Linked DNA regions of Homo sapiens: region 1 is linked to region 2. A link is a contact called in ENCODE Hi-C or POLR2A ChIA-PET data. All regions are on one chromosome and are shown on one strand. The core of a region is the stretch at or near the end of the contact, and the rest is flanking DNA. Distances in the headings are between cores, read along the strand shown. Region 1 holds the start of GMDS-DT (GMDS divergent transcript). Region 2 holds the start of PXDC1 (PX domain containing 1).

The links. A loop is a pair of places that touch in the nucleus more often than their neighbours do. ChIA-PET counts read pairs that join two places held with the same protein, here RNA polymerase II (POLR2A). Pooled maps may share reads with other maps.
Region 1: a pooled map shows a loop between it and region 2 (4-fold over the local background). The contact joins the promoter of GMDS-DT here to the promoter of PXDC1 in region 2. A Hi-C loop is called at or near these places in 4 of 50 pooled maps. POLR2A ChIA-PET finds 5 or more read pairs at or near these places in 2 of 52 experiments (OCI-LY7 and activated T-cell).

What each region holds. Positions count from the first base shown.
Region 1 is chr6:2,243,958-2,247,347 of GRCh38, forward strand. It overlaps GMDS-DT (GMDS divergent transcript), which reads left to right and starts at 1,796. Exons shown (of 7, transcript NR_046229.1): 1 at 1,796-1,973. It overlaps GMDS (GDP-mannose 4,6-dehydratase), which reads right to left and starts at 1,648. Exons shown (of 11, transcript NM_001500.4): 1 at 1,364-1,648. The coding sequence starts at 1,465. RefSeq lists an enhancer at 1,290-1,790 and a silencer at 1,291-1,920.
Region 2 is chr6:3,750,328-3,753,548 of GRCh38, forward strand. PXDC1 (PX domain containing 1) reads right to left here and starts at 1,386. Exons shown (of 5, transcript NM_183373.4): 1 at 949-1,386. The coding sequence starts at 1,204. RefSeq lists silencers at 610-689, 1,440-1,679, 1,730-1,899.

The sequences.
Region 1 (3,390 bases), core at 546-3,045, 1.5 Mb before region 2:
ACTCAAGTGATCCTCCTGCCTCAGCCTCCTGAGTAGCTAGCACTACAGGTGAGCACCAACATGCCTGCCTCATTTTTTAAATTTTTTTGTAGAGACAACGTCTCAATATGTTGCCCAGGCTGGTCTCAAACTCCTGGCCTCACCTCGAGCAATCCTTCCACCTCTGCACACCGAAGTGCTGAGATTTCAAGTATGAGCCGCTGCCTCCTGCCCACTTAGCCCTTTCTAACACTAGAGAACTTTGAGAGTGGTTTCAATACCAACTGGACACTTCCCAGCGGTTTAACCTCAGGCAAATCAAACTCCCATGCCTCAGTTTCCACATATATAGAGATAATAAAAGTACCTCCTCAAAGAGTTTGTTATGAGAACTAAATGAGTTAATGTTAGGCAAGCGACTGGAACATGATAGACACAATATGTATTAGCCATTATCACCTTTATCTCAGTGTTATATTGGCCACCACCCAGAGATACCCAGGAGCACACACATCACATTCTTTCTACAGCAATATGTGGGCACGATTACTTCATGACCACTGAATCTAAAACAGCACAGCTTGGTAAGACACAGCGGTCGGATCCCACCTACTGCAACACCTCTAAGAGGCGACCCTCACAAACCAGCCATGCTTAGCCTGAGACATTCCGAAGACCTCCTCTTGATTACCTTACTCGACGAACTTATTCCTTTGAAAATGGAACTAGCCGCACTTTTGGACCAGTGTGCCTCGGATACACTTCCAAATGTGTCAACCTGAATCTCAGAAGTTGGCGTGATTTTAAAAAGTTTTTTAAGTTCTTTTTCCTAAACATGTCCTAGTAGGTGACTCCACAGCATTACTTTCTTTCATGTTCTCTTTTCTATCTGGAAATCCGGTGATAGGGGACGAAACCAGCAAAGCACCCTTTTTCTTGCTTCCCAAACGTTAGCAGGTAAGCGCCCCTTGAGCCGAGACACATCAAGAAGACCTCACCCGCAAGTTCATTGATCACCGGTTCTTTTCCCTTTCCGGCACTAGGAGCTGCGAAGCACGACATGGGCTTGGAGGAAGAGACGCTGCGGTCACCTGAGGGGCAGGTGAGAGCGGGCGGTCCTGCCCGGGTGTGAGCGCGACATCCCGCGCGGCACACACGCTCACAGCCCCCAGAGAAAGACCAGAGGCGCTCGATGTATCCCGCACACCCCACACGCAACACACTAACTGCACCGTACCTTCCGTCCCACCTCCCGGCAGCAGACCCCTTCCGGGACGCCGAGAGGGCTGTTCCTGGAGAGACCGCAGCCCACGAGTAGCGGCGCGTAGGGAGAGCACGCGTGCCCAGGCTGCCTCGGCCGGCGCGCCCCCGCCCCCGCACTCACCTGGCCTGTGATACCGGTGATGAGCGCCACGTTCCTGGGCTTGCCCATCTCGCCGTCCCCGGAGCCCCGGGCGCTGGGGCAGCGTGCCGGTGCGTGTGCCATGTCCCGCGGCGGGCGTGCGGTCGGCGGCAGGGCGGAGCGCGGCAGAGGGCAGGCGCGGTGCCGGCAGGAACGCGGGGGTGTGCAGCACGAAGCGCCTCTCCAGGCTGCGGGCAGGGAGGGAGAGCGCACCGCGCGACCGGCCGCCACAGTCTGACAGGGGCGCACGGGAGGCCGTGCAGGGAGGGCCGGGGGCGGGCCGAGCCGGCCAAGGCGGGCCCGACGGGCCAAGCAGCGGGGCTGCGGCCTGACTGGCGCAGCGTCATTCGCGTCAGCCGGCGACGCTGTAGCAGGCCCCGCCCCTCCGCCGACGGCCACCGCGCGGGAGGGGCGGGGCCTGCCGCCGCCACCGCCTCAGGGAAGAGGAAGGAGGCCGCGGCTTCGCGTCCCGCCTCTCGCCTGGCTGGCCGTGGGGGGCCTGGACGCAGTGGCCTCCCGAATCTCCCAGGACCCTAATATCGCCCGAGGATGCTGGGAGGAACGCTGAGCCGACCTCTCCGTTAGGCTGAAGGTCTGAATTTTCAAACCCAGGGGTCACAGGGCCGGGGTCATGGACTTTGATAAATAATTCCTGGAAACCTGTTGCAGTGCCCTTTGAGAAGCCCGGTTTATGGTACCTGAAGGGCAGTAGCGTACAAGGCCCGTAAACGGGGGTCACAGATGTGGGAGTGACTAACTAGGCTGGCTCTCGCTCTTCTGGCCTTTCCTGAGGCTCGGAACCAGTAACGAGGTTCCAAATAGCTGAATTCAAAGTTTTCTCTTCTGAGGACTGCCAGTGCACAAGAAAGTCCCTAGCCCCACCCGTATGCGGCATAAGGAAATGTTGAAAAGACTGCCCGGGTCAATAAACCTGGACGTGGCAGATTTCAAAGAAAGTAATTCAAACACAGGTGGGGTCCCGGCTTACATCTGTTGGATTTGGCTGCCATTTGGCAGCTGCTCGTTGGACAGGGAGAGGAGAGGAGGTGACTCAGAGCCGGGAGGGCAGCAGGTGTGTGTGCCTAAGCAGTTGGCTGCAATCCAGGACACAGACGGAAACTTCCCGGTCTCCGTTGCTCTGCTTCTCTGTCCACATTCCTCTCCCTAATCGATAACTTCAGATCATCATTTCAAATCACAGAGTTACTAGGGCTGTGCCCAATATAACGTGCAAGAGTATGTATAGCAGACCTGGAACCCCAAAATCAGAAAAGCTCAGGATTACATTTAAAACCTCCCTCTCGCGCTCCTCGAGGTCCGTTAGGAATATTTCTTAGCTATAGATAGACTGGTCTGGTTTCACACCTGGCCTCTCCTCTGCGTTCTATGAGGAGAATGGCTCAACAAACATCTGATGGTGCCTCTGAGTGATGAAGAGACCCTGAAGCTGAGGAGAGGGAACACTTCCATTGAGAGGAACATGCTATAAGCTAGAAATGTCTGTGAAATATACGGGAATATGCTAAAACTATACTCATTTTCATGTAAATACGCTTTAAATTAATGCATGAGCCAATTATTTAACATTTTCCTTAAAAAAATCACTGAGCAAGCCGGGCGCAGTGGCTCACGCCTGTAATCCCAGCACTTTGGGAAGCTGCGGCAGGTGGATCACCTGAGGTCAGGAGTTCAAGACCAGCCTGGCCAACACGGTGAAAACCCGTCTCTACTAAAAATACAAAAAATTAGCCAGGCGTGGTGGTGGGCACCTGTAATCCCAGCTACTCTGGAGGCTGAGGCAGAAGAATCGCTTGAACCCGGGAGGAGGAGGTTGCAGTGAGCCGAGATCTTGCCATTGCGTTCCAGCCTGGGCAAGAAGAGCAAAACTCCATCTCAAAAAAAAAAAAAAAAAATCACTGAGCAAAACTGATACTTATGGGAGATATGACACATTTATCCTGTAGTTTTGAGACCTCCTATCACACAAACACTGGAAGTTGACACCAGTC
Region 2 (3,221 bases), core at 136-2,635:
CCACTGTCCCAATGTTCCGAGCTACAGGTGGTCACCCATGGAGGGGGGTGGGACCTGCTCGGAAGTCCTCCAGTCTTCCCGCCCCTTCTCCCCTCCCGGCCCTCCCAGGCGGCCCCTCTCCTCGGCCTGCCCCCTCCACCCCGCAATTCTTCCCGTCTCAATTCCAGTCCCTCTCTCTTGCGTCCTCCCGGCTTCCACCCCCTCAGCCTGGCCTCCAAAAGAAAGATCGGGCAGAGCGGTAGGAAAAGGGAAGCCACCGCGGTTTCTGAAAACAAGAATTCCCGCGAGCCAGGACGGTCACGAGGCCGGGGAGGAGGCGGCGCAGCTGATCAAACGCGAATGGGGACCAGCCCTGGCGGGGGTGCGGGGGGGCCCTGGCTGTCCGCGGCAGCCGCGGGCGGGGCGGCCGCTCCGAGGAGGGACGGAAGGGCTGCGTGGCACCTCGCGCTCGAAGACCAGGGGCGCGCCCTCCGCGGGGAGAACTCGGGGCGGCGGCCAGACCCGACGCGACCCCCGGCTCGGACCCTGCAGTTAACTGCTCCCAGACGCTTTCCCAGTGCGCCCGCCCGCCGGCCCTCGGGAGGTACCGGGCAGGGGGCTAGGGCCGGGCCGACCCTGTGAGCCGCTCAGCCCCGGGCGCCCCCGCCCTCCTCGGAAGTGACTCGTCCTCAGGGAGAGTCCGGCGCCCGCCCTGCCGGCCTCGGCCCCTTTCCCGCCCCATTTGGCTCCTCCGCCGGGGGCGCCCCCAGGCTGGGCAGGCTGGCTCCCCGTCCCCCTAACCCCGCCGCCCGGGCACCCCTCGTCTGCGGGCGCGGGGTCCAAGTGTCCCCTGTCCAGGGCGGGCAGAAAGGAGAAGTCGCAATCTCGGTTGAAGTCTCTTCCCCGCCTCCTTCGTGCACTTCAAGGCTGCCTCGGCCCCGCGCCCCTCCCGCGTCCCCGGCCCCGCACCTTGCCGCAGCGGCCCCTGCGCCAGTTCGGACCGGTCCTCGGGAAAGGCGTCGCGCAGGCGCTGCCACAGGCGGCCCAGGTCCGCCAGGCTGCGGTGCAGGTAGAGCACGCTGCGGTCCGACCACTCCGTGCGGATCTCGAAGAACTCCTCTTCGTCGCCGCGCCGGCTGACGATGAGCCTGCGGATGCCGTTCACCCAGCAGCCGCGCACGAACATGTTCACGAGCGACGTGCCCTCAAACACCGCCGAGGCCATGTCGCACGCATGCCCCCGCCAAGGGCTCCCCAGCCCCGCCGCCCGCCCGCCCGCAGGAGGCGCGCCCCGGCCGGGGTCGTCCCGGGTCTGTCCGTGGCCGGGGTCGTCCGGGGTCGGCCCGTCACTCCAAGGAGGCTGCGTATGGCCCGCGTTCGGGGCAGCGGGGCGGCGCGGCGGCGAGTGGCTCGGGCCGGCCGGGCGCGGCTTTATAAGGCGCTTCCCATCGCGGGCGGCGCGGTAGTCGACGTCGAGGTTAGGCCGCGTCCGCCTCCCGCCCGCCTCCCGCGGAACGGGCGCCGCGGGCCGCTCTGGAAAGGAAGAGGTCCGGCTGGCCGCGCCCCCGCCGCCTCCGCAGAGACCGCGCTGCCGCGGCCACGAGAACCCCCGGAGCCGGGAGCCGGGCCGAGTCCCAAGCGCTCGCCCCCGCCTCGCGCCCCCCGCGCCTCCTCCCTCGCGGCCCCGGAGCCGCAGGTCGGTGACTGGACCAGCCGGGAAGGGAGGCGGGGCGGGCCCTGCTTGCCAGGCGCTCGGCGCAGACTTTTTTCTCTTTCCGTTTCGCGATCCTCGGGACCTCCCAGGGCTAGGAGCTGCGCGCCCCACCCGGCCCGCGAGGGGATGGCAACTACCCGGGGTCCGGAGGCGGGGCTGCGAGTGTCGGGGCGGGGGGCGCGGGCCGGGTCGAGCACCGCCCCGACGAGGGCCCAGGCCAGTCCGGCCCGCCCCGGGTTCCCTCCGTGCCTCAGGTCCCCTCCGTGCCCCGCGTCCTCCCGCGCATTCCGGTCATGCCTCAGCCGCGCCAAGGCCTGGGACACGGCCGGACAGACCGCGGGGCAGCCCTCGGAGAAGTGGGAAGAGGGGAGAAAACAGTGGCGAAAAGAAGGTCTCCTGGGAAGGAGCGCCCTGGGAAGCTGGACGCGGTGGGTGCTCTTGAGGGGCCTCAGGAGTGGACTTGGGGAAACCGCCCGCCCTGAAAACTGACTCAGCGGCGCGTTACTGAGGCCGTTCCTAGTTGGAAGAGAATTAATAGCACTTGTTTGAGAATTACAAGTTAGTTCCAGAAATGAATCGAGTGACCTCACAGCCCGTAGGCAGGGGTGGGAGAGCCAGGGTGAGCCCCTCACCTCACCCCGCCCCCGCCCCGGCAGCGCTCTGGAAAGCCTCAAAGCCCAGCGCTGCGCGGAAATGTTAGAGGCCCAAGGCAGGTGGCCTGTCTGGACTCAGACCCGACCCAGATGTCCCCCCAGGTCCCTACCACTCAGTCCCACCTGCCTCGACTCAGTCCCGACCCAGATGACCACCCCCCCCCCGCCCCCACCACGACCAACTTTTATTCCGACTGCGCCAGTGACTTGCAGATAGCATAGCTTCAAATTTCCTCACCTGGTCTGGGGCGGTGAACAGGTCAAGATGGAGAGTGTCAAGAGAGACTTTTGCTTTGTCTATGATGTTTTTATATACACTTGCTAATTAAATGAACGCATATGTTTCCTGTGTAATTTTGTATAGGGGAATAGGGGCCGTGGGAACTGGAAGTAAACAGCCAGTGTGCCAGCAGCTCTTGACTCTAGGTGGTGGGAATAAGTGCCGTTGTAACCACAGTACCAGCCCAAACGGGGCTTACTCTGTTTGTAACAATGTTGAGTTACCTTGCAGGTATAACAGAGCCAAAAACTCTTAAGTCACAAAGCCCAGGCATGCACCATAGAAAAAGATTTGATCTCTAACAAACATCCAGAACCAACTATTCGTCTCCTTGGAACGAAGAAGACTGGGACATGACTGGAACCCGAACATTCGAACTCTCAGAAGGGAAGGGTCTCTTGGCCCAGAAGATAGGGGCTAAAATCCACCTCAACATACCGTACCATAAATGGCCAAATTTGAAGGCCTTCAAACAGATCCTGCCCAGCCAACATTTCTAAGTCCTTTCCTTTGCCCTCTGCTTCCTTAGAACTTGCCCCAGACCCCAAATCAGGGAGGAAGATTTGAACCTGCCTCCTGTCTCCTTGCTGGCTGG